Linked DNA regions of Homo sapiens: region 1 is linked to region 2. A link is an interaction called in ENCODE POLR2A ChIA-PET data of the cell type or tissue named here. Cell type or tissue: OCI-LY7. All regions are shown on one strand. Each heading gives the region's core, and the rest is flanking DNA. Links, peaks and the distances in the headings are about the cores only. Region 1 overlaps SLC7A7 (solute carrier family 7 member 7). Region 2 overlaps HAUS4 (HAUS augmin like complex subunit 4).

Region 1 (14,043 bases), core at 4,773-12,772, 150 kb before region 2:
CACTAAGAATAAACAATCTGTAATCCTAGCACGTTGGGAGGCCAAGGCGGGCAGATCACAAAGTCAGGAGTTTGAGATCAGCCTGGCCAACATGGTGAAACCCCCGTCTCTACTAAAAATACAAAAATTAGCTGGGCGTGGTGGCGGGCACCTGTCATCCCAGCTACTCAGGAGGCTGAGGCAGGAGAATCGCTTGAACCCGGGAGGTGGAGGTTGCAGTGAGCCAAGATCCTACCACTGCACTCCAGCCCGGGCGACAGAGTGAGACTCTGTCTGGGAAAAAAAAAAAAAAAAAGTGAACAATCTACGACTACAGACAAAAATACAGAAGAATCTCAAACATAATAAGCAAGCCAGATGCAAAAGTGTACATATAGATTATATCCATTTACATAAAATCAGAGAAAACTAATCAATGCTACTAGAAGTCAGAATAGTGATTTCCCTTTGTGTGGGGTGGAGAGGCAGGGACTGGGAAGAGCATAAGAAGGGCTCAAGGGTGCTAGTTACACATGTGCTCAACTAGTGACAATTCATTAAGCCATAAACTTATGAGATTGCACTGTTCCTTCTGTATATTATATTTGAATAAAAAAATTAAAATTGAACCAAAAAGTGAGGTTAGCAGAGTATGGCTTGTTCTTAGTGAATTCATACACGTTACTAATGATTTCCCACCCTTCTGCTCGTACTTCACTAACCAGATTTAACTTACAAGCCTAGAATTTGGGCAAGAATCCACCTTAAGTTATCACTTCAGAGTGCTGCTCATCCACCTCCGGTGGAAAGCTGGGCTATCACTTGTGGTAGGTAGACTAATGGCCCCCCAAAGATGTCCACCCCCTAATCCCTGGAACCTGTGAGCCATGTTATATTGCATGGCAAGGGAGAATTAAAGTTGCAGATAGAGGCCAGGCGCAGTGGCTCATGCCTGTAATCCCAGCACTTTAGGAGGCCAAGGCGGGCAGATCACCTGAGGTCAGGAATTCTAACCAACATGAGTCAGCCTAACCAACACGGTGAAACCCCGTCTCTACTAAAAATACAAAAAATAGCTGGGTGTGGTGGTGGGTGCCTATAATCCCAGCTACTCAGGAGGCTGAGGCAGGAGAATTGCTTGAACCCAGGAGGCGGAGGTTGCAGTGAGCCAAGATCACACCACTGCACTTCAGCCTGGGCAACAGAGCAAGACTCTGGCTCAAAAAAAAAAAAAAAAAAGAAAAAAGTTGCAGACAGAATGAAGATTGCTAATCAAGTGACAAAACAGGGAAATCATTCTGTATTCTCTGGGTGGGCCCAATGTAATCACAAAAGTTCTTAAAGATGAAAGAGGGAGGCAGAAAGGTCAATGTCAGAGTAGTACAATATGAGAAAGACTCTCCCAGTTACTGCTGACTTTGAAAATGGAAGGGTCCATGAGACTCTAGAAGCTGGGAAAGGCAAGAAGATGGATCCTCTCCTTAAGCCTCCAGAAAGAAACACAGTGCTACTTCATATTAGCCCAGTGAGACCCATTTCAGACTTCTGACCTCCAGAATTATGAGATGATAAATTTGTGTTGTTTTCAGCCACTCAATTGGTGGTAACTTGTTAGAGAAGCAATAGAAAACTCATATGTTGGCTGGGCACAGTGGCTCGCTCCTGTAATTCCAGCACTTTGGGAGGCCAGGGTGGGCTGATCCCTTGAGCTCAGGAGTTTGAAACCAGCCTGGGCAACATAGAGAAACCCTGATTCTACAAAAAATACAAAAATTAGCTGGGCCTGGTGGCGTGCACCTGTAGTCTCAACTACTCAGGAGGCTAAGGTGGGAGAATTGCTTGAGCCTGGGGAGGTCAAGGCTGCAGTGATCCTTGATTGCACCACTGCATTCCAGCCTGGGTGACAGAGCAAGACTGTCTCAAAAAAAAAAAAAAAAAAAAAAAAAAAACCTAACTGCAGGCAGAAAACTGGAAGTAGCACTGGGTGGTACTATTCATTACATTTGTTGAAAAATGGAGAAAGGGGAAGTGAAACCCTTGACAGCTCACTGGATCTTGGTGTACTGAAATTTCCCTCTCACTGCAATCAAAAGAATCTAAATGTGACCTTATGCAAAGAAGGCAGGCATCCCTTATGATAGCAGATCCTCAAACAAGTATGTACCTCTCTCTTTAATGTACTACATGAATCCCAGCTCTTCTAGCAAATCATCATTTTTGAACAAAGTATACTCTTTCATTATCATATTCTAATCAAATATCGCTGATGCCTATGAAATTGTTTCCTCCTTTCAGTAAAAGGTCAAATACGGGCCGGGCACAGTGGCTCATGCCTGTAATCCCAGCACTTTGGGAGGCGGAGGCAGACGAATCACGAGTTCAAGAGATTGAGACCATCCTGGCCAACATGGTGAAACCCCGTCTCTACTAAAAATACAAAAATTAGCTGGGTGTGGTGGTGTGCGCCTGTAGTCCCAGCTACTGGGGAGGCTGAGGCAGGAGAATCACTTGAGCCCAGGAGGCGGAGGTTGCAGTGAGCTAAGATCGCGCCACTGCACTCCAGCCTGGTGACAGAGCGAGACTCCGTCTCACAAAAAAAAAAAAAAAAGGTCAAATACGTTTATTAGCCTTACTTGTAATATTTGTAGATAAGAGTTCAAAAGCATCATTTCTGATCTTCCATCCCATTTTCTCCAAATGCGTTACTGAGCAACTCCTCTCTGCCTTTATTCTCTGCTATGTAGTCTCCAAAATACCCAGATTTATACTTTTATCTAGGCATTTTTCTCCTTGCCTCTAAAATTTCCATTCTAAAGCCTTATTATACACATCTCTCCCAATCCCTATAAACCTCCTCTATCCCTTACCAGGAGTTTATCTTTCTGGTATCTTAGAATCTTAGAATTTACGGTTAGGAACTCTGTTCTGTGTTCTTTTTTCTTTCACATACACAGCCTTCAGCTGACAAAGAGACGAAAATTCCACCTGCCACTCAGTTTGCTACTTTAAACTTCACGTCACCAGTGAGACATCTCAGCTATCTTCTGACTGGTGACATCATTCATCCCACAGCAATTAGCAGAAGGATAGCAGTCCCTAGGCTTAATTGGTGTGAGCAAGCTCTTGGTCACATGTTGCTCAGAAAAACTGCACATTTCTAGGTTAGGCTGGGTCTGTGTATAGTCAGATGCACACTATTCCTGGGGGAAGGCCAAACCCCACAACTGGCATACTCAGGCCTGCTAATACCCTGGTGTCTCCAAAATACTCTACCACTGCTGTTTCCTCAGAAGGTCCAGATATAAGCTCTCTGGAAACGCCTCATATCTGTTACCTAAACCCAGAGATTTCAAGTCTCTTCTTCCTTTTCTTTGCTGCATCCCCATTTGTTTTGTCTAATGTTGGTTTGGGAAAATCTCTACACCTTTTTTTTTTTTTTTTTAATTGAGATGGAGTCTCGCTCTGTCGCCCAGGCTGGAGTGCAGTGGCGCCATCTCGGCTCACTGCAAGCTCCGCCTCCTGGGTTCACGCCATTCTCCTGCCTCAGCCTCCCGAGTAGCTGGGACTACGGGCGTCCGCCACCACGTCCGGCTAATTTTTTTGTACTCTTAGTACAGACGGGGTTTCACCATGTTAGCCAGGATGGTCTCAATTTCCTGACCCCGTGATCCACCCGCCTTGGCCTCCCAAAGTGCTGGGATTACAGGCTTGAGCCACCGCGCCCGGCCTGGAAACTCTCTACACCTTGAAATCACAATTTCACCCTGGCTTCTTTGATACATTATTTCTTCCACTCTCCCTAGGTGCTGTTATTTCTCTCAGATAGCAGATGGCCTTCAAATTATTTTACCTTTCAGACTACAGAAACCTTTTACTCCAGGTGCAGTGGCTCATGCCTATAATCCCAGCACTTTGGAAGGCCAAGACGTGAGGATCACTTGAGGCCAGGAGTTGGAGACCAGCCTGGGCAGCATAGCAAGACCCTTTCTCTACAAAAAAATTACAAATTAGCTGGACTTGGTGGTGCACACTGATGGTCCTAGCTACTTGGAAGGCTGAGGTGGGAAGGTCACTTGAGTGCAGGATTGAGCCCATAACCATGCTACTGCACACCAGCCTGGGCAACAAAGCAAGACTTCGTCTCAGAAAATAAAATAACATTTTTGACCAGGCGTGGTGGTGGCTCACACCTGTAATCCCAGCATTTTGGGAAGCCGAAGTGGGCGGATCACCTGAGGTCAAGCGTTCATGACCAGCCTGACCAACATGGCAAAACCCCGTCTCTACTAAAAATACAAAAATTAGCCAGCCGTGGTGGCGCACGCCTGTAATCCTAGCTACCTGGGAGTCTGAGAGAGGAGAATCATTTTGAACCCAGGAGGCGGAGGTTGCAGTGAGCCGAGATTGCACCACTGCACTCCAGCCTGGATGATAGTGTGAGGCCCCGTCTCAAAGAAAGAAAGAGAGAGAGAGAGAGAGAGAGAGAGAGAAAGGAAAAGAAAAGAAAAATATCTTTTTTTTTTTTTTAAAGACAGAGTCTCGCTCTGTCGCCCAGGCTGGAGTGCAGTGGTGCGATCTTGGCTCACTGCAACCTCCGCCTCCCGGGTTCATGCCGTTCTCCTGCCTCAGCCTCCCAAGTAGCTGAGACTACAGGCGCCCGCCACCAAGCCCAGCTAATTTTTTGTATTCTTTAGTAGAGACAGGGTTTCACCGTGTTAGCCAGGATGGTCTCGATCTCCTGACCTCGTAATCCGCCCGCCTCGGCTTCCCAAAGTGCTGGGATTACAGGCGTAAACCACCACGCCCAGCCAATTAAAATAAAAATTTTAAAGAAACAACCAATTCGCTTACTCAGGTGTCATGGGTGAGAGCCTCTGTAATTGCAAAATTTTGACTGAGACAGTGAAAGAGATCTAACTTAACTGACTCCATCTTGCTTCTAACCTCCAAGCTGCCTTTATTCATTCCCAGGCATAGGCTGAACTAACTTTGGGAGAAACTTAGTTTATAATTTAGACAAAGAGGATAACAGCCCTTTCCCAAAGCAGACCTCCTTCTTGCCTGGGGACTAGATTGCCTTTGTAGGACTAACATTAGCCACAAGATTAGAAATTATGGTTTAGGGCTGGGCACGGTGGCTCATGCCTGTAATCCCAGCACTTTGGGAGCCATAGGAGGGCGGATCACCTGAGGTCAGGAGTTCAAGACCAGCCTGGGCAACATGGTGAAAACCTGTCTCTACTAAAAATAAAAAATAAAATTAGCTGGGTGTGGTGGCGTGCACCTGTAACCCCAGCTACTAGGGAGGCTGAGGCAGGAGAATTACTTCAACTCGGGAGGTGGAGGTGGCAGTGAGCCAATATCACACCACTGCACTCCAGCCTGGGTGACAGAGCAAGACTCCATCTCGAAAAAAAAAAAGAAATTATGGTTTAGGAGTCACGCAGCTGGAAGCTACAAGATTCTGACCTTCCCTAAACTGCTCCTAAGATCAGTGCTTGAGGTATTTTGTAGACCCTGCTCTTGGTGGATCAGCTGGCCCCCACCCAGATCAATAAACTGGCTTAGCTGATCTTGTGGCCCCCACCCAGGAACTGACTGAGAGCAAGAAGACAGCTCTGATTCCCTGTGATTTCATCTCTAACTAATCAGCACTCCTGGCTCACTGGCTTCCCCTGACCCACCAAGTTATCCTTAAAAACTCTGCTCCCAGAATGTTCGGGGAGACTGATTTGAGTAATAATAAAACTCCGGTCTCCCGCACAGCCGGCTCTGTGTGAATTACTCATTATTGCAATATCCCTGTCTTGAAGAATTGGCTCTGTCTAGGCAGTGGGCAAGGTGAACCCCTTGGGCAGTTACACCTCTGGCAAGAAGACACACCAAATGCAATCCCTGTGGGTCACTGGATCAGAGTCCTCCCGCTCTCCTTCCTGGAACTCAGTCAGCACTTTGGTCCCTGTGGCTCTGACCACTCTGAGGGAGCAAGCAGGCAGTTTGTACCAGGAGGGTCTTATAGTAACAACCCCGTGAGTCCCTTCTCCAAGCCGTGTAAATCCAATCCTTATTGGTTTGCTTAGCTAGGGGTCAGTTCAAGTCCTCAGGTACCAGATCTCAAGCCTGAGTGAGCATCAGTACCACCTGAGGAATTTGTCGACCCACAACTTCAGGGCCCCACACCCCAGAGGTTCTGATGCAGGAGACCTGAGACAGTTTCGCAGGCTAATCTGAGGATCTGCTTCTCTGGGTGTGTTTCCTTAGGTAATCACCTACGGAAATAACCACACACAGAGCAGCTGTATCAGAACAGTCGCAACCCTTTGCTAACTCAAGGCTCCTCTATCCTGGCTGCAAACTAGCATCACTTGACGAGCTTTAACAGTCCAGTGCTCAGGCCCCACCCAGACCAATGAAGTCAGAAATTCTGGGGTGGAACCCAGGCATCGGCATGTTTTTAAAACTCCCCAGGTGACTCTGAAGCATGGTGACAATTGAGAACGGCTTTTCCCACCTCTAGTGACACAAGACCCTCATCAATTCTCCTCAAAAGCAATTTTTCTGCTTCCTTAATTCTCGTTCTCCAAGCCAATTCTCATCTCATTCTTCTCCCCAGTGGTTCAGATTTATGTAGTCAGGGAGTGGGAGTGATGAGTATTGTTTTCTTTCTTTCTTTTTTTTTTTTTTTTTTTTTTGAGACAGCGTCTCACTCTGTTGCCCATGCTGGAATGCAGTGGCACAATCTTGGCTCACTGCAGCTTGGACCAAATGGGCTTAAACAATCCTCCCACCTCAGCCACCTGAGTAGCTGGGACTACAGGCATGCACCACCATGCCCAATTAATTTTTTTTTTTTTTTTTTGTAGAGACCAAGTTCTCCAGACTGGTCTCCTGAGCTTAAGCCATCCTCCTACCTCAGTCTCCCAAAATGCTAGGATTACAGGTGTGAGCCACCGTGCCCAATCTGAGTATTGCTTGCTTGCTTTCTTTCTTTCTTTCTTTCTTTCTTTCTTTCTTTCTTTCTTTCTTTCTTTCTTTCTTTTCTATTCTTTTCTTTTCTTTTCTTTTCTTTTCTTTTCTTTTTTAATTGAGACAGAGTCTCACTCTGTCGCCCAGGCTGGAGTGCAGTGGTGCAATCTCGGCTCACTGCAAGCTCCGCCTCCCGGGTTCACACCATTCTCCTGCCTCAGCCTCCCGAGTAGCTGGGACCACAGGCGCCTGCCACCACACCCAGCTAATTTTTTGTATTTTTAGTAGAGACGGGTTTCACCATGTTAGCCAGGATGGTCTCAATCTCCTGACCTTGTGATCTGCCCGCCTCGGCCTCCCAAAGTGCTGGGATTACAGGCGTGAGCCACCGTGCCCGGCCTTGTTTTCTTAATTCTCCAGATGATTCCAATCCACAGCCAGAGTTAGGACCCACTGCTGCCCAGCATCTTCCGCAACCTCCTCTAGGCTACCTGCCCAGCTTCTTCTGAGGCAGAGAGAAAAAGAAAGGAACATAGAAACATAGAACATAGAAAGGAAGAGAGCAAGGATGAGCCCCCAAAGGGACTTGATGATCAAAGCAGCATAAAGGTCTACCCCTTCACTGCTGGTCAAGAGTTTGTTCCAAAGTTCACAACAAACCCACACTAGAACCCAAGGCTCTGATGAAAGCCTATTTCTTGAGGTGAATATGGGCCAGAAAAGGTAAGTTTCTTCACCTCCACCCTCAGATGGCTCTTGGGAAAAGCCCTCTGAAAAAGGCAACTAGCTTCCAAGTAGAAGGTTCAAAGGGCAAAAGTCCGTTGGGGGGCCCAGCATCTGACTGTTCCACCTCATTAGCCACAAGTACATGAGATCAGTCATTCTGGTACCAGGAGAAGCTGCACGAGGACACCTGGCCAAAGCTCTCAGACACACAGAGATCCAAAGTCCTTCACAGCCCACAGCGGCTCTGGCAGACTCAGGGTAAGCTGTCTGCCCCCTTCCCACAGCAACCCTCAGCCCCCACCAGCACCCTGAAAGGCAAAAGCACGAAATACCCTTCTCAGCCAAGTTGAACCTGGAATCATATCTTCTGTTCATTCATCCAGCCAACATTTATTGAAGAACCCACTACATGCAATTCACTGTGGCCACATGTGTATGACACGAAGAATCTTTGCCTGATCCCTGAAGAACAGTACTCTGTAAACAAAGAGCCCTGAACTGCCAGGTACTGCTGACTCACTGGTACAGGGGACATACTGAAGGCATAGATGGTAAAAATGTCCTGGTAGTGTCCTGAATGGCAAAACAACTAGGTCTCAGTGTGGGCAAGTGTAGGTAAGGCAAGAACAGTCATGTCCACCTGTGAACAGTGGGCCAAAACACCTTGGCTCTGAGGAAAGGACAGTCGGGTGGAGCTGGACTTCTGGACACCTATCCTCTTGCTGAGAGGAAAGTTCCACCTCTCTTGCAAAACAGAAAGAAAAGGCTCAGCCCTCCTTTCTGATCCCTGAGCTATTGTGAAGTAAAATGTAAACTGCTTTTAAGTCATCCAAAGACAGCATGCGGAAGGTAAAGCTTTTAGAAATCAATAAGATGCATATGATATGAATATAACTTGCAGTAATAGATACTATTTTTAACTGACAACTGTGTGCCAGGTCACTATGTACTTACACCTATCTTCTAATTTAATCTGACAGAGAGTAAGTTTTATTATCTTTATTTTACACTTGAGAAAACTGAGGTCAGGCAGTGACTAGCTCCAAAGCCTACATCCATTCCACCACACCACATACCTCCCTAACTGTATGCAAGAATGTGAGACGGGGAGTGGGATTATCTCCCCCTGTGGTAATGGAGATGCCTAGAACTTCAGAGCACTGGGGCAGTCCACGAATTTCTCCAAGAAGTCAGAATAAGCAGCTTCAGGAGGTGCCATCTGCACACCTCTCTGTTTGGGAAAAGCAACCATTTCTACTACCCTAGACAGGACAGTGAGGCTCCTTCAAAACTCAGAATTCCTTCACTCACTCACTCATTCATTCATTCATTAAGCTTATATTGAGTACCCACTGTGTTCCAGGCCCTGTGCAGGCTCTGAGATTAAGATCCAGTCTCCAGCCTTCACTCAAAAGTGGACATTGACAATTACAAGAATCAGTTGCTATGAAAGTCACTGAGAGGCAACCTATCTACCCACACGTCACTGGAGGAGTGAATGGGGTGCAGGCAAGCACCAGGATCACTGTTATCTGGACTGAGTGCATGGAGGCTGCTGCTGGGGTGGGGGAGGGGAAGCAATATTCCTGACAGAGAGGGCAAAACGTTATTACCCTGACAATGAAATCAGCAATGAATGAAGTCAACCACCCGTATAAAAAAACCTACTTAAGCAATAACCAGTAAATGATTTCAAGGTCTATTAGTAATACCAGACTATCTAGGGCTGTAGTTCAACAGCTCTAAAGGTAGACTATGCCTGCCAAAAGACTGCAAACAACTGGCAGGAGCAGAGACTCTGTGTTTGCTCTTTGGAAACTGTCATGATTTGAATAGAAAAAGATGAAAATATGGTACAAATATAGATCACATTTCTATGAGGTAGGGACCCCATTTTATAGAAGAGAGAACTGAGGGCTGGGCACGGTGGCTCATGCCTGTAATCCCAGCAATTTGAGAGGCCGAGGAAGGTAGATCACCTGAGGTCAGGAGTTTCAGACTAGCCTGGCCAACATGGTGAAACCCCATCTCTACTAAAAATACAAAAAATTAGCCGGGCATAGTGGTGGGCACCTGTAATCCCAGCTACTCGGGAGGCTGAGGCAGGAGAATCGCTTGAACCCAGGAGGCGGAGGTTGCAGTAAACTGAGATTACGCCACTGCACTCCAGACTGGGCAACAAGAGTGAAACTCTGTCAAAAAAAAAGAAGAAGAAGAAGGAGAAGGAGGAAAAGGAGAAGGAGAAGGAGAACAAGAGGAAACTGAGGCTAATAAATTTGACCTAGCATTGATTGAATCCTGCCTGATTCCACGCTGTTCACCACCATGCACCAGTGCCTTCCAAAGGGATAAGGGTATCCCCTACACTGTTCAAGAAAAAGAAGTCTGACTCAGGGCACCCAATCATTACAGCCATGGAGAAGGCATCATTGTAGGGTAGAGATATTTCATCCAACTTTTCCAGAAACATACCTCAACCAACCTAAGGCAGGCTTAACTCTTTTTCATAAAATCGTCCCTCAACCTTGGTCCTTTCCTCTAACAATCACCCTCCATGCTTTCAGAATCATTCATCTGAAGAGCATGTCTACATTCCTTCCCGTTCCTGGGTCTCTACAATGCAGTCTGAGATGTTGCAACTCCTTCCTCTTTCACCCTGCAAAAGTTTTCCTTTGACCCTCTGAGTTGCCAATTCCAAATGACATTTTATTCCTTATTTTAAACTTAATAGCTCCTCCAGAAAGGCTATTTTTGAGTGTAAACCTGCCACCTCTGGTATGCTGCCCTTGCTCTGTGCTCTCACCTCCCCAATTAACTACACTGCATTAGAACAGTGTACATATGTCTCTCCCACCCACGAGAGCTGTGTGAGGGCAGAGAGTGGATAACAGTTATCCTTGTACCCATGGGCATAGTCCTGAACTAGACACACAGTAACACTTAATACATTTTGCTGGGTGAATAAATGATATTTCTGAAACCTGATTTCACCCTCACTGCCCTGAAATTTCATTGCCTTAGGAGAAAGCCCACATGAAAAGCCACCAGTGACCTTCATATCAATAAATCCAATCAACTATACTCAATCTTTACCTAGCTTGACCTCTTAGCAGATTGGACACAGGTAGTCATTCATTCCTTCTCAATTCACTCCCTTCCACTCACCATCTTCCAGGTTTCCACCTATCTCTCTAGATGCTCCTTCTCCATCTTTTCACAAAATACCTATCCCTCAAATGTGGGTATTCCTCAGAATGCTTCTAAGCCCCTTTGTCCTCCCTTTCTACATCTTGTCCCAAGGTCATCTCATCTGTTCCTGTGGTTTCTTTTTCTTTTTATTTTTTTCTTTCTTTTTTTTTTTTTTTTTTTTTTTTGAGACAGAATCTTGCTCTGTCACCCAAGATGGAGTGCAGTGGAGCTGTCTCGGCTCACTGCAACCTCTTCCTCCAGGGTTCAAGCGATTCTCCTGCCTCAGCCTCCAGAGTAGCTGGGACTACAGGTGCACACCACCATGCCCGGCTAGTTTTTGTATTTTTAGTAGAGACAGGGTTTCGCCATGTTGGCCAGGCTGGTCTCGAACTCCTGGCCTCAAGTGATCAGCCCACCTCAGCCTCCCAAAGTGTTGGGATTACAGGTGTGAGCCACCGCCCTGGCCTGTTCCTATGGTTTCAATAACCATATATACAATGATGACTCCCAAAAGTATATCATCAGCCCAACTGTCATGATTCTAGATATATATGAATATTCAACCACCTACTGGACATTACCAGGCACATCAAACTCAACATGTCCAAAACTGATTCCATCAATTTCTCCCAAACCTACTGCACCTTCGGTGTTCCCCATACAAGTAACTGGCGTCACCATCCACCCATTTATGCAAGCCAAAGACCTGGGCATGTTATTGTCATCAACAACTTCCACTCATATCTACTCATAGTCCAAGTCTTAAGTCTCCCTGTCCCCAAAACATGACTCTAGTCCAAGCCACCATCATTTCTCACTAGGATCATAGCAGCAGCTTCCCACCTGTCTCCCAGCTTTCAATCCTACATAGAAAAACTAATCTTTCTTAAACTCACAAATTCTAAAATCTAAATCACAAATGCCACTCTTCTGCTTTTAAAGGCCTTAAGAGTTTTCTCATTGCCTTAGAAGACAGCCCACCAAACTCCTTAATATAGTTGGTGCAATAGATTGGAGTTTTCCAATATGCCTCAACGTCTCCCATCCCATATTCCTTTCTTACAATGTGACTTTGACACTCTACCCATCAAGAGGCAGGGTCTGTACCCCTCTTCTCGAAACTGGATGGTCTTCTGTGAATGCCTCTACCTATAGAGTATGACAGAATTGACACCATGCAACTTCAGAGACTAGGTCATAAAAGGCAATGCAACTTCCACTTTGGGTGCTACAACACTCATTCTGGACGCTTTCAGCTGCCTGCATAAGCAGTCTGACTGCCCACGAGTCACCACGCTGTGAGAAAGCTCAACACAGTCCATACGGAAAGACCACATGGAAAGACTGACACAATTTGATAAAGAAGGCCGGGTGCGGTGGCTCACACCCGTAATCCTAACACTTTGTTTGGGAGGCCGAGGCGGGTAGATCACCTGAGGTCAGGAGTTCAAGACTAACCTGGCCAACACGGTGAAACCCCGTCTCTACTAAAAATATAAAAATTAGCCGGGCGTGGTGGGGCACGCCTGTAATCCCAGCTACTCAGGAGGCTGAGGAAGGAGAATTGCTTGAATCTGAGAGGTGGAGGTTGCAGTGAGCCGAGATCGCGCCACTGCACTCCAACCTGCACAACCGGAGCAAGACTCCACCTCAAAAAAAGAAAAAAAAGAAGCCCAGATTGTCTGCAACTTCCTCAGCAACCGTTTTTCCAGCTCCTGTCACCATCTGCTGCAACCACATGAGGGACCCTGACCTAGAACTGTCCCACTAAGCCCTTCCCAAATTTCTAAGCCACAGAAATCATAAAAAAAATGACTACTGTTTTAAGACACTACGTTTTAGACTATTTGTTATAGCACAATAATAACTAGCACAGCTTATAAAGCTTTGAACAACCTATGCCTTGACTCTATTTACCTCTGCAAGCCAACTCTCAACCTTTTCTTCCTGAAATTCAACACTGCAGCCCACCCTGAACTCCTTTCAGTGCCTGAAAGGAGCACTTCTGGCATTTAGGTTTTCATACATTCTGTTCTTGCTGCTTGGAACACTCCTCTTCTACTCTTGATTAATTCTTCTTCGCCATTCAGGTATCAGCTCAAACTTCTACAGGAATGGTTTCTAAATGCCTAGGTTAGGACTGGTCTCCTCCTGTGCCTTGTTCTACCTTGCAAATCACAACACCATCACAATCCATTAAAACCCTGTATCAGAGGCCAGGCACGGTGGCTCACGCCTGTAATCCCAGCACTTTGGGAGGCCGAGGCAGGCGGATCATGAGGTCAAGAGATCAAGACCATCCTGGCCAACATGGTGAAACCCCGTCTAAAAAATACAAAAATTAGCTGAGCATGGTGGTGCATGCCTGTAGTCCCAGCTACTCAGGAGGAGACAGGAGAATCTCTTGAACCTGGGAAGCAGAGGTTGCAGTGAGCTGAGATTGCGCCACTGCACTCCAGCCTGGTGACAGAGCGAGACTCCGTCTCAAAAAAACAAAACAAAACAAAAATCCCTGTATTGGGTTGCCCATCCTGACCCCGGCATGCACCCATGCATGCGGTCACACACACCCACGCACACACATAAAGTGCTCCAAAAAGACAATGACAGTGCAGGGAACGTGGCAACCTCTTCGCAAATACTTGTTGAATGTTTAATCTCCAACCCTATCTCTTTCCTAAATTCCAAAGAGCATATCTGCCTACTATGCTAAAAATAAATTCCAAATTCAACATGCCCCCATCCTCCTCCTCACAGTAAATGATATCACTGCCTACAAATTGTCTAAACCAGAAACATCATCTCTTCATTCAAAGACTATTTATTGAGGGCCGGGCACGGTAGGTGGCTCACGCCTGCAATCCCAGCACTTTGGGAGGCCGAGGCAGGCAGATCACTTGAGTTCAGGAGTTCGAGACCAGCCTGGCCAACATGGTGAAACCCCATCTGTACTAAAAATACAAAAATTAGCAGGGCGGGGTGACATGCACCTGTAGTCCCAGCTACTCAGGACACTGAGGCAGGAGAATCCCTTGAACCCGGGAGGCAGAGGTTGCAGTGAGCCAAGATCCTGCTACTGTACTCCAGCCTGGGCGACAGAGCAAGACTCTGTCTCAAAACAACAACAACAACAACCAAACAAACAAACAAAAAAAATATTTATCAAGCTTCTCTGTTTCCTTG
Region 2 (15,689 bases), core at 7,690-15,689:
ACTAAAAATACAAAAAATTAGCCAGGCATGGTGGTGTGTGCCTGTAATCACAGCTACTTGGGAGGCTGATGCAGGAGAATCACTTGAACCCGGGAGGCGGAGGTTGCAGTGAGCCGAGATCGCGCTATTGCACTCCAGCCTGGGCAACGAGTGAAACTCTGTCTCAAAAAAATAAAATAAAAATAAATAAACCTGTTACCTCTCCCTGATCTTTGTGCTTATGTCCTTTCTTTTGAAGGTCTAGCCAAGGCCTCCCTCCTTCTCTATAGGCTTGTGTAGCTATCCAGTCTTCAGCAATCATTCTTGCCTCATAACATGATAGTCCTAGCCAGGCTAATATTTATTTATTTATTTATTTTTGTGAGATGGAGTCTCACTCTGTCACCCAGGCTGGAGTGCAGTGGCACAATCACGTCTCACTGCAAGCTCCACCTCCCGGGTTCAAGCAATTCTCTGCCTCAGCCTCCCAAGTAGCTGGGATTGCAGGTGACCGCCACCATGCCTGGCTAATTTTTGTATTTTTAGTTGAGACGGGATTTCACCATCTTGGCTAGGCTGGTCTTGAACTCCTGACCTCGTGGTCCACCTACCTCGGCCTCCCAAAGTGCTGGGATTATAGGCATGAGCCACCATACCCTGCCCAGGCTAATATTAATTAAGCTCTACCACATGCCAGGCACTTTAAATATATTATCTCAAAAGGCTGGGCGCAGTGGGTCATACCTGTAATCCCAGCACTTTGGGAGGCCAAGGTCAGCAGATCACTTGATGTCAGGAGTTCAAGAACAGCTTGGCCAATATAGTAAAACCCCATCTCTACTAAAAACACAAAAAAATTAGCTGAGCCTGGTGGTGCACTTATAATTGTAGTTACTTGGGAGGCTGAGGCAGGAGAATCGCTTGAACCCAGGAGGCGGAGGTTGCGGTGAGCCAAGATAGCGCCATTGAACTCCAGCCTGGGCAACAAGAGCGAAACTCCTTCTCAAAAAAAAAAAAAAAGAAAAAAAAGGAAACAAATATTTTAAAATTTTCTCAGCCCGTTGCAGTGGCTTACCCTTGTGATCCTAACACTTTTGGGAGGCAGAGGTGGGAGGACTGCTTGAGCCCAGGAGCTCCAGACTAACCTGAGCAACAGAGTGAGACCACGTCTCTGCAAAACAAAACAAAACAAAAACCCAGCATGGTGGCACGTGCCTGTAGTCCTAGCTACTAGGGAGGCTGTGGTGGGAGGATCCTTTGAGCCAAGGAGGTTGAGGCTGCAGCTGCACTCCAGCCTGGTTGACAGAGTAAGACCCTGTCTCCCAGAAAAAGAAAACAAACAAGCAAAAAAACTGGGCAAAGGACATGAACAGACACTTCTCTAAAGAAGACATAGATGTTGCCAACAAATATATGGAAAAAATGTTCAATATTACTAATCATTAGAGAAAGGCAAATCAAAACCGCAATAAGATACCATCTCACACCAGTCAGAATGGCTATTATTAAAAAGTCATGCCGGGCGCAGTGGCTCACACCTGTAATCCCAGCACTTTGGGAGGCCGAGACGGGTGGATCACGAGGTCAGATCGAGACCATCCTGGCTAACACAGTGAAACCCTGCCTCTACTAAAAATACAAAAAATTAGCCGGGCGCAGTGGCGGGTACCTGTAGTCCCAGCTACTCGGGAGGCTGAGGCAGGAGAATGGCGTGAACCCGGTAGGTGGAGCTTGCAGTGAGCAGAGATCGTGCCACTGCACTATAGCCTGGGCGACAGAGCAAAACTCTGTCTCAAAAAAAAAAAAAAATGAAAATTAAAAAGTCATGGCTGGGCTGGGCACGGTGGCTCATGCCTGTAATCTCAGCACTTTGGGAGGCCAAGACGGGTGGATCACCTGAGGTCAGGAGTTCGAGACCAGCCTGACCGACATGGTGAAACCCCGTCTCTACTAAAGATACAAAAAAATTAGCCGGGCGTGGTGGCAGGCGCCTGTAATCCCAGCTACTCGGGAGGCTGAGGCAGGAGAATCGCTTGAACCCAGGGGGTGGAGGTTGCAGTGAGCCGAGATCATGCCGCTGTATTCCAGCCTGGGTGACAGAGCAAGACTCCGTCTCAAAAAAAAAAAAAAAAAAGAAAGAAAGAAAGAAAAATAAATTAATGTGAGAATAGAAAACAAAACACCGCTAGTTCTCACTTATAAGTGAGAGCTAAACATTGAGCACACACGGACATAAAGATGGAAATAGACACTGGGGACTGCTAGAAGGGGAAGGGAGGGAGGTACTATGCTCACTAACTGGGTGACGGGATCATTCATACACTAACCCTCAGTGACACACAGTTTACTCATGTAACAAACTTGCACACGTACCCCCTGAGCCTAAAATGAAAGTTGGAAAAAAAAAAAACTGTAGCATTACTTCTGCTTGTTTTCAGCCTGCTGGCCTGCCCTACAGATTTTAGACTTGCCAGCTCCCATAATCACATGAGCCAATGAGCCAATTCTTTAAAATAAATCATATATAGATCTTTTTTTTTTTTTTTTTTTGAGACACAGTCTGACTCTGTTGCCCAGTCTGGAGTGCAGTGGTGTGATCTCGGCTCACTGCAACCTCTGCCTCTAGGATTCAAGCAATTCTCCTGCCTCAGCCTCCCAAGTAGCTGGGACTATAGGCGCGAGCCACCATGCCCGGCTAATTTTTGTATTTTTAGTAGAGACAGGGTTTCGCCATGTTGGCCAGGATGGTCTCAAACTCCTGACCTCAGGTGATCCACCTGCCTCGGCCTCCCAAAGTGCTGGGATTACAGGCATAAGCTACAGCGCCCAGCCAACCTTACTCTTTAGATAACCCTTTTCTAAATCCTAGGCAGGTCATTTGCTGTTGGTTACACACTATTTAGCCAGGCTTGGTAAATTTAGGACTCTCCAAACTTCAGTTGTTTTTTCCTGAGACCAGAAGTTAGCCACTTTGGCTGGACCTCAGCAACTCAAAAACAAACCATCTTTTAGAGTAAATTATTTCTACACATTGTTTAGTCCATTGTAAATTCACTCGTATTTTTGCTGTCTCAAGGGATAAGGAAGCCTGCTAGTTCCTTTAACAAAACCTAGTCCAGGTCCTTCAAGATGGATCATATGGAGAGATTCTTTTTTTTTTCTTTTCGAAAGAGAGTCTTGCTTTGTCGCCCAGGATGGAGTGTAGTGGCCCCATCTCACCTCGCCTTACTGCAGCCTCCACCTCCCAGGTTCAAGCTATTATAATGCCTCAGCCTCCCAATTACAGGTGCGCACCACCACACCTGGCTAATTTTGTATTTTTCAGTAGAGACCTGGTTTCACCATGTTGGCCAGGCTCGTCTCAAACTCCTCACCTCAAGTGATCCGCCTGCCTCAGCCTCCCCTCCAAAAATTGCCGGGATTACAGGCGTAAGCCACCGCGCCCAGCCAATATGGAGAGATTCTTTATAGGGTGAGGGGCACCCTTCTCCTTTGGAGATGCCAAAGTTGGCCCTTAGGGGGCGCTGGGTCTCCTGTTTGTGGTGGCCGAGGAAGAATGCAGTCACTCCCCAGGACACCTCCATATTCACCTTTCACTGAAAATATTCAGGGAACAGATTTTGTTTATCCAAGAGTCCCAGAGTTGATCCTGTTCCAAGTTCTGAAGGTGATTTCCTTTGCCTCTCATTACAAGGGAAGAATCTATAAGACTTACCAGATGTGGTAAGAGGCAAGTAAAGAGAGGTTCGACTGTGAAAGAACGAAGGGAGGCAGTAAATGCAAATCTTTTCTAAGCAGTGTGAGGGAAAGAGAGCAGCTAAGGTCCAAGATGCTAACCCTCAACTGTCACTTTCTTTTTTTTTGAGAAGGAGTCTCGCTCTGTTGCCAGGCCTGGAGTGCAGTGGCGCGATCTCGGCTCACTGCAACCTCTGCCTCCCAGATTCAAGTGATTCTCCTGCCTCAGCCTCCCGAGTAGCTGGGACTACAGGTGTGCACCACCACGCCTGGCTAATTTTTGTATTTTTAGTAGAGACGAGGTTTTGCCATGTTGGCCAGGATGGTCCCAATCTCTTGACCTCGTGATCCACCTGCCTCAGCCTCCCAAAGTGCTGGGATTACAGGCGTGAGCCATGGCGCCCGGCCCCTCAGCTGTCACTTTCATGCAGACCCTTCTACTTGTCCTCCAAAGCTCCTTCCCATATTTGCCACAATAGAGAGCAGCATGTATGAAGGGCACCTCCAACAAGTCTTCCACCTCCAGTCAATGTGCAGAATGAATGCACCAAGAGAAACAGCTGTAGTGCTCCCTCAGGCCGCAGTGGACATGATTTTTGTTCCTTTTCCCCTACGAAGGAACTGTTTTGAAAGTTTTTTTTTCCACCAGACTACATTCATAAGCTCAATCAGTAGTTTATTTTTTTCTGGTCGGGCGCAGTGGCTCATGCCTGTAATCCCAGCACTTTGAGAGGCCGAGGACAGGCGTGTCACCTGAAGTCAGGAGTTCGAAACCAGCCTGGCCAACGTGGCAATACCCTGTCTCTACTAAAAATACAAAAATTAGCTGTATGTGGTGGCACGCGCCTGTAATCCCAGTTACTCGGGAGGCTGAGGCAAGAGAATCGCTTGAACCTGGGAGGCGGAGGTTGCAGTGAGCCGAGAACATGCCACTGCTCCCAGCCTGGGCAAGAGTCAGACTCTGTCTCCAAAAAAAAAAAAAAAGTTTATTTTTCCCATAAAATAACTAATATACTGATTTACTGTAATACCAGCAGAAAGCAAAGGCACCTGAGCAAGATATATGTGCAATGACATCCAATGAAGCATTTTTGTAACAGGGCAAGAGGGAAACAACCTTAATATCGTGAAGGGAAGGGTTAAATGATAATACAGCCATACTCTAATAATAATATTAGCCACATTTTTAAAACTTTTTCTTTATTGATTTGATTTTTAGAGACAAAGGTCTTGCTCTGTCACCTGGGCTGGAGTACCTTGGCACAATCATAGTTCACTGCAGCCTCTAACTACTAGGCTCAGCCTCCTGAGTAGCTAGGGCTATCAGAGCACCACCATGCCCAGCTAATATTAGCTAATATTTATGTACATATGGTTGCATATTTATAGAAACAGATCTGACACACAGTGATCTACACACCAAATCACTCTGGTTACTCTGGGGAGGTAGATTGGAGTAACAGGGTATTTGTGTGGGGGGTGTCTGAGGGTGCATGGTTCAATCTTTTACTTTTTACTGTATATAATTCTGTTCTGAGTATTTTTACAAAGCATGTGCTCTAGTTGTTTTTGTTTGTTTGTTTGTTTTTTAAGATGGAGTTTCGCTCTTGTTGCGCAGGCTGGAGTGCAATGGCGCGATCTCGGCTCACCGCAACTTCTGCCTCCTGGGTTCAAGCGATTCTCCTGCCTCAGCCTCCCTAGTAGCTGGGATTACAGGCATGTGCCACCACACCCGGCTAATTTTGTATTTTCAGTAGAGACGGGGTTTCTCCATGTTGCTCAGGCTGGTCTCAAACTCCCAACCTCAGGTGATCCACCCACCTCGGCCTCCCAAAGTGCTGGGATTACAGGCGTGAGCCACCACGCCCAGCCTGCATGTGCTCTAGTTTTAAGCCAATGAAGTTTTTTAAAAAATAGTTTGGGCCGGGCGCAGTGGCTCACACCTGTAATCCCACCACTTTGGTAGGCTGAGGCGGGCGGATCACGAGGTCAGGCGATCGAGACCATCCTGGCTAACACGGTGAAACCCCGTCTCTACTAAAAATACAAAAAATTAGCCGGGCGTGGTGGTGGGCGCCTATAGTCCCAGCTACTTGGGAGATTGAGACAGGAGAAGGGCATGAACCCAGGAGGCGGAGGTTGCAGTGAACTGAGATCGGGCCACTGCCCTCCAGCCCAGGTGACAGAGCAAGACTCCGTCTCAAAAAAAAAAAAAAAAAAAAAGTTTGTGCAGGGCCGGGCGCGGTGGTGGCTCACGCCTGTTATCCTAGCACTTTGGGAGGCTGAGGCAGGTGGATCACCTGAAGTCGGGAGTTCGAGACCAGCCTGACCAACATGGAGAAACCTCATCTCTAATAAAAATACAAAATTAGCTGGGCGTGGTGGCGCATGCTGTAATCCTAGCTACTTGGGAGGCTGAGGCAGGAGAATCACTTGAACCTAGGAGGCAGAGATTGCAATAAACCAAGATTGCGCCATTGCACGATCCAGCCTGGGCAACAAGAGCGAAACTCCATCTCAAAAAAAAAAAAAAAAAAAAGTGTGTGGAGAACTGTCGCAAGCAAATGTTCCATTTTCTTTTCTTTTTTTTTTTTTTGAGACAGAGTCTCACTCTGTAGCCCAAGCTAGAGTGAAGTGGCACGATCTTGGCTCACTGCAACCTCCGCCTCCCGGGGCTCAAGCAATTCTCGTGCCTCAGCCTCCTGAGTAGCTGGGACTACAGGCACGCATCACCACACCCAGCTAATTTTTTTATTTTAGTAGAGATGGGGTTTCACCATGTTGCCCAGGGTGGTCTCTAACTCCCGAGCTCAGGCAATCTGCCCACCTCCGCCTCCCAAAATGCTGGGATTACAGGCATGAGCCACTGTGCCCAGCCCATTTTCTTTAGGCTTTTTAAGAATACAAGAAATAGCTCACTCTCCATCCCCATGCCATTTAGAGAGCCAGGGTGAGGACCACTGCCTTGGAAGCCATTTCTCAGGCAGTCGAAATTGAAATGTTTCTCAAACCCCAGCTCTCCAGATTCTCGATTGAAGCTATAGGATATTTGTTTCAAATTTTGTTCACTTGAAATGAAAGCTCTCCTTGGTACATGATTTGCCCATTCTTAACTCTGTGCCTTCCCATAGTGCTTCTTTCCTTTTCTCTGTCTTCGCTGCTTTTTCCATAACTCTATTCCTTTTTCTTTTTTTTGAGACAGAATCTTGCTGTCACTCAGGCTGTAATACAGTGACATGATCATAGCTCACTGTAACCTCAACCTCCCAGACTCAAGCAGTCCTCCCACCTTAGCCTCCTGAGTAGCTGGAAATGTAGGCACATGCCACTATGCACAGCTAATTAAAAAAAATTTTTTTGGCCAGGTGCAGTGGCTCATGCCTGTAATCCCAGCACTTTGGGAGGCCGAGGCGGGCGGATCACAAGGTCAGGAGTTCGAGACCAGCAAGGCCAATATGGTGAAACCCTGTCTCTACTAAAAATACAAAAATTAGCCAGGCGTGGTGGTGGGTGCCTGTAGTCCCAACTACTCAGGAGACTGAGGCAGGAGAATCACTTGAACCCAGGAGGCAGAGATTGCAGTGAGCCGAGATTGCGCCACTGCACTCCAGCCTGGGCGACAGAGCGAGACTCCGTCTCAAAAAAAAAAAAAAAAAAAAAAAAAAAAAAGAGAAAAAAAAGTTGAGTCAAAGACATTAATTGTCTTGTAAATAAATCCACACCATCACCCCAAGACAATTTCCTTGGAAAGTGGTTTCAGAAACTGAGTAGGCTCTTCTAAATAAAGGTAGAGGCCTTCTGTTTCTGTCCACAGTCCCCTATTTTGACACCAGCCAGGACTCTGCCTTGTTCTAAGCTAAGTAGACTGTTGAACTTGGTTCCTCAGGGGGAATCTCCTCCAAACCTCTGCTTTTAGAGAAAAATGTAGCTCTCAAACCACACCAAGGGAACCAGGAACACAAGTGGCTTGTGTCCTTTCCTATAACTGAGCTGGCCACTGGCTGCCTTTTTTTTTTTTTTTTTTTTTTTTGAGACAAGGTCTCACTCTGTCACCCAGGCTGAGTGCAGTGGTGCCATCATGGCTCACTGCAGCCTTGACCTCCTGGGTTCAAGTGATCCTCCTGCCTCAGCCTCCTGAGAAATTGGCACTACAGGCACATACCATCACGCTTGCTAATTAAAAAAATTTTTTTCAGCTGGGTGTGGTTGCTCATGCCTGTAATCCCAGCACTTTGGGAGGCCAAGGTGGGCGGATCACTTGAGGTCAGGAGTTTGAGACCAACCTGACCAACATAGTAAAACCCTGTCTCTACTAAAATACAAACATTAGCTGGCCATGGTGGTGCATGCCTGTTAATTCCAGCTACTAGGGAGGCTGATACACAAGAATTGCTTGAGCCTGGGAGGCGGAGGCTGCAGTGAGCTGAGATCACACCACTGCACTCCAGCCTGGCAACAAAGTAAGACTCTGTCTAAAAAAAAAAAAAAAAAATTTTTTTTCACAGAGACAGGGGTCTTGCTACGTTGCCCAGGCTGGTCTCGAACAGCTGGGCTCAAGTGATCCTCTTGCCTTGGCCTCCCAAAGTGCTGGAATTACAGGTGTGAGTCACTGCTCCCAGCCTCAGCTGCTTTATTATAACTCCCACACTGATACCCATAGTGAGAAAATAGTTCCCTACCTGCCTGAGTATCTAGCACTCCTCTGGAGATTATAGTTCTTCAAGAGCAAGCCCAAATTTAATCCACTGTACTCTTCCAAAATGAAGGCTCTAAGACTTGATGTAGGCAAGCTGGCATGTCTACTTCTTACTCTTTGCATAAGCATCATGTATCTGTTTCTATTTGGATCCACTCAGTTCCCCGCTCCTTACCCATATAGCCTTCAATGTTCTTTTTCAATCTTTGCCCAAGGAAAATGACTAAAATCCTAAGATATAATATCATAACTTTATTCAGGAGATAATCAAATACAATACAGGGCTGACACTGACACACAGCTATGCATAAAAATTATATAAATCTCCTTGCTAGATTTTCCAGAAGAGGCCCAGTCATAAAAAATAAAGAGAAACCAGGAGAGTGCCTAAATGACTGCAGTGTTTCAAGCGTAAGCATTTCCACACTCCCTTGTACTGAAGGCAGCCCCAGGTGAAGGTGGTCCCACTAGCAGGAAGATTAGGAGGCAGCAGCTATGCAGAAGCCATGTCTCCTGGCCCTGCCAGAGCTCAACGGTAGACCTTGCTGAACTCCTGGAGGGCCCACCGCTTGTTCTCTGTTGCCTGCTTGAGTACGGTGTACTCTTTCACCAGCCTGTCAAACTCCTCCCCAAGGACCTCATAGGAGTTCAGGACCTGTCTTGAGTTCTCCATGTCCTGCTCCTGTAGGTGAATGGCTCCCTCCAAACGGTCCCTAAGAGCCCGGGCAGAGAAGGCACAATATAAGGGTGCTGCTCCTCAGAAAGTAGTGGACAAAAATGAAAAACTTTTTTTTTTTTTTTTTTGTCAGATGGAGTCTCGCTCTGTCACCTAGGCTGGAGTGCAGTGGTATGATCTTGGCTCACTGCAGCCTCTGCTTCCTGGGTTCAAGCAATTCTCCTGCCTCAGCCTCCCGAGTAGCTGGGATTACAGGCACATGCCACCATGCCCAGCTAATTTTTGTATTTTTTAGTAGAGACAGGGTTTCACCATATTGGCCAGGCTGGTCTCAAACTCCTGACTCAAGCGAGCTGCCCACCTCGGCCTCCCAAAGTGCTGGGATTACAGGTGTGAGCCACTGTGCCCAGCCAAAAATGGCAACATCTTTAAATAAACGAGTTTAGGGAATGTGAGAACCACCTGTGAACAGCTGTACCAGACTCTTAGGAGTTCTCACCTAATCAGACGATGAACTTCCACTTTCTCAACAGTGTAAGTGTCGGACAAAATCTTTAGCTCCTCCATCCTGACAGAGGGAAGAAAGAAATGTCAAGGCAGGAAGGTCCCTGATAGCAGCAGGGTTGGGAATGGACGTAGTACCTGCCGACGGTCAAGGTGTGGGCTAAGCACTGATAGGATAAACAAGGTCACTCTGAATTCCCGAGCAATTGATCTCACAGTAAAGTGCCTATTTCAGAAGACTGTAAAAGAAAAGTCTCAAGGATGTTGAAAGCTTTTGGGTAATCCAAAAGCTAATACTGCTATGTGACATTTACTGGATACCCACAAGGCGCTAGGATAAGGGAGAGGAAAGAGATTAGGGTAAGGGATAGAGGGCTGATAACGTGAGACAGAATCCCTTAAGATCCACAGGGGTCACAGCTCACCTCAGCTTAAGGATCATAGCACCGCACTTGACTTCCAGGTACTGGGCATTGATGCGGTCTAGCTCGGATTGAGTCTTCAGCCGGTGTTCTTGAAGAAGCCTCTGCAGCAAAGTGAGGCAGCGGAGAAGCACCTGAGCCCAAGATGGAGGAAGAAGAGGGCATAAATAAAGATAGTAGAAAGGAGGGTAGATCAGGAATCTTTGTCTTCCCCAAAAGTGCTCCTGGGGTCAGGATAAAGGAAAGGGGCTGTCCCATGCCCTGATAAACCTGGGAGTAAGCAGCACTCTTCTTCTCCAGCAGCAACATCTGCTCCTTCTGCTGGCTCTTGGCATCCTGGCACTGCTGCTGCTCACCCACCAGGACCTCTGCGAGTTTCCACACCTTTGCTGCCTTCACGGTTTCACTGTCAGCATCTGAGCAAAGGGGCAGAGGACTGACAGGAAAACCCTAATCGCTACAATCCCTGTAAAGCAACCTTCCAGTGCCCCTATCCTGTATCTAGACCCACAAATCCTGCCTTATGACAGGTTTTCTTCTAATAATCTATTAAAAATGGCCCCATTCTGGGCTGAGCATGGTGGCTTACGCCTGCAATCCTAGCACTTTGGGAGGCCAAGGCAGGAGGATTGCTTGAGCCCAAGAGTTCAAGACCGGCTTGGGCAACATAGTGAGACTCTGTCTCTATAAAAAAAATTCTAAAATATTAGTTAGGCATACTATGCGCCTGTAGTGCCAGCTACTTGAGAGGCTGAGGTGAGAGGATCACTTGAGCCCAGAAGGTCGAGGCTGCAGTGAGGTGTGATTGTACCACTGCACTCCAGTCTGGGTGACAGAGTTTTTAAAAAAAAAAAAGCGGGGGGGGGGAGGGCATCTGGTTCTCATAATTATTAAATAAATTATCTTCACTCTTACCTTTGATTCCGGATTTGGACCTTAATTCTTTTTATTTTTTTGAGACGGAGTCTCTCACTGTCACCTCGGCCGGAGTGCAGTGGCGCGATCTCAGCTCACTGCAACCTCCACCTCCCAGGTTCAACCAATTCTCCTGCCTCAGCCTCCCAAGTAGCTGGGATTACAGGCACCCGCCACTACACCCAGCTAATTTTTTGTATTTTTAGTAGAGACGGGGTTTCACTATATTGGCCAGGTTGGTCTCGAACGCCTGACCTCATGATCCACCTGCCTCGGCCTCCCAAAGTGATGGTATTACAGGCGTAAGCCACCGCGCCCGGCCCGGACCTTAATTCTTAAGTCATAGAAATGGTTTAAGGAGACCAAGTGTGGTAGCTCATGCCTGTAATCCCAGCACTTTGGGAGGCCAAGGCGGGCAGATCACCTGAGGTCAGGAGTTTGAGACCATCCTGGCCAACATGGTGAAAACCTGTCTCTACTAAAAATACAAAAAAATTAGCTGGGCAGGGTGGCAGGCGCCTGTAATCCCAGCTACTTGGGAGGCTGAGGCAGGAGAATTGCTTGAACCTCGGAGGCGAAGGTTGCAGTGAGCTGAGATCACGCCATTGCACTCCAGCCTGGGCGACAAGAATGAAACTCCGTCTCAAAAAAAAAAAAAAAAGAAATGGTTTAGGGAGGAAAGTTCAGACTCAGGTGTTAAGCTTTATTATTTTCGTAAAAATGATACACATTCAGGGCCAGGCACAGTGGCTCACGCCTGTAATCCCAGCACTTTGGGAGGCCAAGGTGGGTAGATCATGAGGTCAGGAGACTGAGACCATCCTGGCTAACACGGTGAAACCCCGTCTCTACTAAAAATACAAAAAATTAGCCAGGCGTGGTGGCGGGCACCTGTAGTCCCAGCTACTCGGGAGGCTGAGGCAGGAGAATGGCGTGAACCTAGGAGGTGGAGTTTGCAGTGAGGTGAGACTGCGCCACTGCACTCCAGCCTGGGGGACAGAGCGAGACTTCGTCTCAAAAAAAAAAAAAAAAAAAAAAGAGATACACATTCATTCAGGGTGGTCAGACTCAAATAAGAAAATCATTACACAGAAGCAAGTAAAAGCTGAAATATGAATACTACGTCTAGAAACACATTATTATAAACAGCTTGACATAAATGGTATTATACCCTCCAAGCTTATACAGAGAGTATAAGGTGTTCTATGAGTCTGAACTTTCCTCCCTAAACCATTCTGAACCTCCTGAGAGAACTCATCCTTCCCTGCAGCAGGAGGACACTCCCACTCAGTATCTTGCTGAATAAAAAGAGTCCTTACAAAGGTCCTTGTTTTGGCCGGGTGTGGTGGCTCACACCTGTAATCCCAGCACTTTGGGATGCCGAGGCAGGCGGATCACCTGAGGTTGGGAGTTCCAGACCAGCCTAATCAACATGGAGAAACCCCATCTCTACTAAAAATACAAAATTAGCCGAGCGGGGTGGCGCATGCCTGTAATCCCAGCTACTCGGGAGGCTGAGGCAGGAGAATCACTTGAATCTAGGAGGAGGAGCTTGCGGTGAACAGAAATGGCGCCATTGCACTCTAGCCTGGGCAACAGGAGCAAAACGCCATCTCAAAAAAAAAAAAAAACAAAAAAACAAAAAGTCCTTGTTTTTATTCTACCAGCAACAAAACAAATAAGCATCTCTGATGGTTCTAAACCTCTGTCCCAAATCTAAAATCAAAATATATTATTCTCAAAAGAGCAGACCAGGAACCCTGAAGTCCAGCTGTGAGCAGAACAGACAGCTAGCACTCACCTGAATTGGGATCATAGTAGCAGAGCAGAGTGAAACATTTCTTTTTGAGCTGCTCCTCTACTTCTTGCTGTAGCCGAGCCCTCATCCACACAAAATCCTACAGTCATAGAAGTAAAGGCAGAAATGCGAATAGACTGTAAAAACTAGGACGTCTCAGCCAATGAATACATGATGATAACCTCAATAATAGCCAAAGAAAATGCATCAAGAGACATCAGAGAGACTCATTTTTCACCTATCAAATTAGCGAAGAATAAAATGACTGTCAAGACCCCATGTTGGTGAGAACATGGGGGATCCAGGAGCCCTGAAAATACCTTTCTGGATAGCAGTTTGGCATTAGGTACCAATATTCTGTATGAGTATGCACTGACTCAGGAATCCCACTTTTAGCACCAGCATTACAGAAATAATCATACAAAGGTAAAGACACATATGAACCAGCATGTTCATCTCCCTGTGGTTTCTAACAGCAAAAATGTGGAAACAACCTTAATATCCACCAATAAGGTTAAGCAAATTATTCTACATCCATATAATAGAATCCTAGCAGAGATTTAAACTGATGACATAACACTAAGCACTATGTGCCTAGATACTTTGCTAACAGTGCTATAGAAGCTATCATCTTATTTACATTTATGTATTGACTTGAAAAGAAATCCAAAATATATTACATGAAAATAGACTGTACTTTTCTTTTTTTGAGACAGGGTCTCACTCTGTGCCCAGGCTGGAGTACAGTGGCATGATCACAGCTCACTACAGCCTTGACCTCCCACCCTCAAGTCATCCTCCTGCCTCTGTCTCCCGAGTAGCTGGGACTACAGGTGTGCACCACCAAACCTGGCTTTTGTTTTGTTTTTTTTTTGGTAGAGACGAGGTCTCACTATGTTGCCCAGGCTGGTCTTGAACTCCTGAACTCAAGTGATCCTCCCACCTCAGCCTCCCAAAGTGCTACGATTATAGGCGGAAGTCACTACACTCGGCCTTATACTCTCTATATAAGCATGAAGGGTATAATACCATTTATGTCAAGCTGTTTATAATAATATTGTGCTTCTAGATGCAGTATTTCAGCTTTTACTTGCTCCTGTGTAACGTTTTTCTTATTTGAGTCTGACCACCCTGAATGTGTATCATTTTTACAAAAACAATAAAGCTTGACAAAAAAAACATTTTAAAGATATGGGAGAAATTAAACCATTTCATTTATTTGGTTCCAATATCTCCCCGCCAACCTCTGAGAGTGGCATGAGTTCCAGAAGGTCCGCTTTCTCCAGCCCCAGCAGTGGAGGTATCTCCCTCTCCTGGCTAGGACCTAAGAGCCGCATCAGTTCAGTTACAAGCAGCCGCTGTTCAAGGGTCTCATGAAACTGAGAGAGAGAGAATAAAAAACAAAAAGAGGCAACTATAAAACTTCTCCCACTCCACCTCTTCCATCCTTATGAACCAGTTTTTCACATATTTTCAAAGTCCTCAAATATATCATCCCCCCTCAGATAACTCAGCTGCGAGTGACTTCTGTCAATGTTTCTATTACAAACTCTGATAACACATCCACTCCTTCCCCATAACTACAGTCCATTTCTCTTTTGACAAACCATTTCTCAAAGCTCCTACTTCCCCTAGATCACATCATCAGACAAAGCCACAGTTGGCCTGGTCATTCCTGTAACTGGTAACCAACCCCACCTCATTTCTTTCACCTCACTTTTTTTTGAGACTGAGTTTCGCTCTGTCACCCAGGCTGGAGTGCTGTGGCGCAATCTCGGCTCACTGCAATCTCCGCCTCCCAGGTTCAAGCGATTCTGCTGCCTCAGCCTCCCGAGTAGCTGGGATTACAGGCGTGTGCCACTGCACCTGGTTAATTTTTGTATTTTTAGTAGAGACGGGGTCTTACCATGTTGGCCAGGCTGGTCTCAAACTCTTGACCTCAAGTGATCAGCCTGCCTGGGGCTCCCAAAGTGCTGGGATTACAGGTGTTAGCCACCACGCCCAGCCTTTGCCTCACCTTTTTGTCCTCAGAAGTTACATTTGTGTCTTGTATCTTCACATAGTAGTCCACAAGCAACTCTTGAATGACTCTGTGTAAAATCTCAGACCTCAACCATGTTGTCTTATGCAGTCGAACTTCCTTCCATGCCTAGAAATCCAAAAAATCTCAGGTAGGAACCTCTCTCTCAGGATTTTCCCTTCTTCTTATCTCTTCTCCCAAAGCCCTTACCTGAGCCTGCTCCTTTGCTAGGGTGAGGCTTAAGCCACTCTCATCCACATGCTGTGAGAGATTCAGGAGAAGCTTGCTGAAGTATGGGTTCTGTAACAGGTCCTCTTTACTCAGGTTACAAGGAGGAAGTTGTTTGCTGCACACTTAACATCATGTCCCCACAGGTACAAAAAAACAAAAAAGGTGTGGACTCTTACTTTACATAACTGAGCATAACTTAATACTTCCAAAAAACCCCTAGGATTTTTATAGGAAAGATTGCTAAATCTAATGAGATTTTTTAAAAATCCACAAATAAACAAGGGTAATATTCAAGGTAACAAGCATTTATATTATATACAAGGATATTAAGGGGGAATAAGTAATAAACTAAGATCTTAGGAAACGGAAATGCAGTTGGTACATATTAGACAAATAGAATAAAAATTAAGGGACCGTTAGTAGGAATCACAATACACAAAATGCCTCATTCATCCAAAATTAATAGAGTTCTTGAAGTAGGGGGAAAGAAACACAACACGTGAAGTTCCAACTTTGGATGTGATATGTAGTCGCATAAACAAGACTAACAGAATACACTTAGAGTAAGTTAAACGTTCAACTAACCAATTTTTTTTTTTTCTTTTTGAGACAGGGTCTCACTCTGTCACCCAGGCTGGAGTGCAGTGGCACAATCACAGCTCACTGCAGCCTTAACCTCCCCAGATCAAGCGATCCTTCCACCTCCTGAGGAG

What was found. ChIA-PET counts read pairs that join two places held together with the same protein. Peaks named below come from ENCODE experiments on the same cell type or tissue, not always from the same donor. Only the 100,000 strongest peaks of a DNase experiment are listed, where the experiment ranks them.
Region 1: POLR2A ChIA-PET joins it to region 2 with 20 read pairs; 3 of 35 experiments call an interaction of 5 or more read pairs at or near these places.

What each region holds. Positions count from the first base shown.
Region 1 is chr14:22,788,428-22,802,470 of GRCh38, forward strand. The region is part of intron 2 of SLC7A7 (solute carrier family 7 member 7); the gene reads right to left. Among named protein-coding and RNA genes, the nearest start is that of SLC7A7, 20 kb to the right of the region's middle. RefSeq lists an enhancer at 8,087-8,156. In OCI-LY7, for the core only: no CTCF peak of the experiment used is centred there; DNase peaks (open chromatin) are centred at 6,314 and 7,834; H3K4me3 peaks cover 4,330 bases; H3K27ac peaks cover 6,555 bases.
Region 2 is chr14:22,937,586-22,953,274 of GRCh38, forward strand. It overlaps HAUS4 (HAUS augmin like complex subunit 4), which reads right to left. Exons shown (of 10, transcript NM_001166269.2): 3 at 14,956-15,098; 4 at 14,743-14,874; 5 at 13,970-14,104; 6 at 12,729-12,825; 7 at 10,283-10,428; 8 at 10,016-10,146; 9 at 9,586-9,654; 10 at 8,643-9,123. The coding sequence ends at 8,940. All of the region lies in intron 2 of PRMT5-DT (PRMT5 divergent transcript), which reads left to right. Among named protein-coding and RNA genes, the nearest start is that of MIR4707, 12 kb to the right of the region's middle. In OCI-LY7, for the core only: no CTCF peak of the experiment used is centred there; no DNase peak of the experiment used is centred there.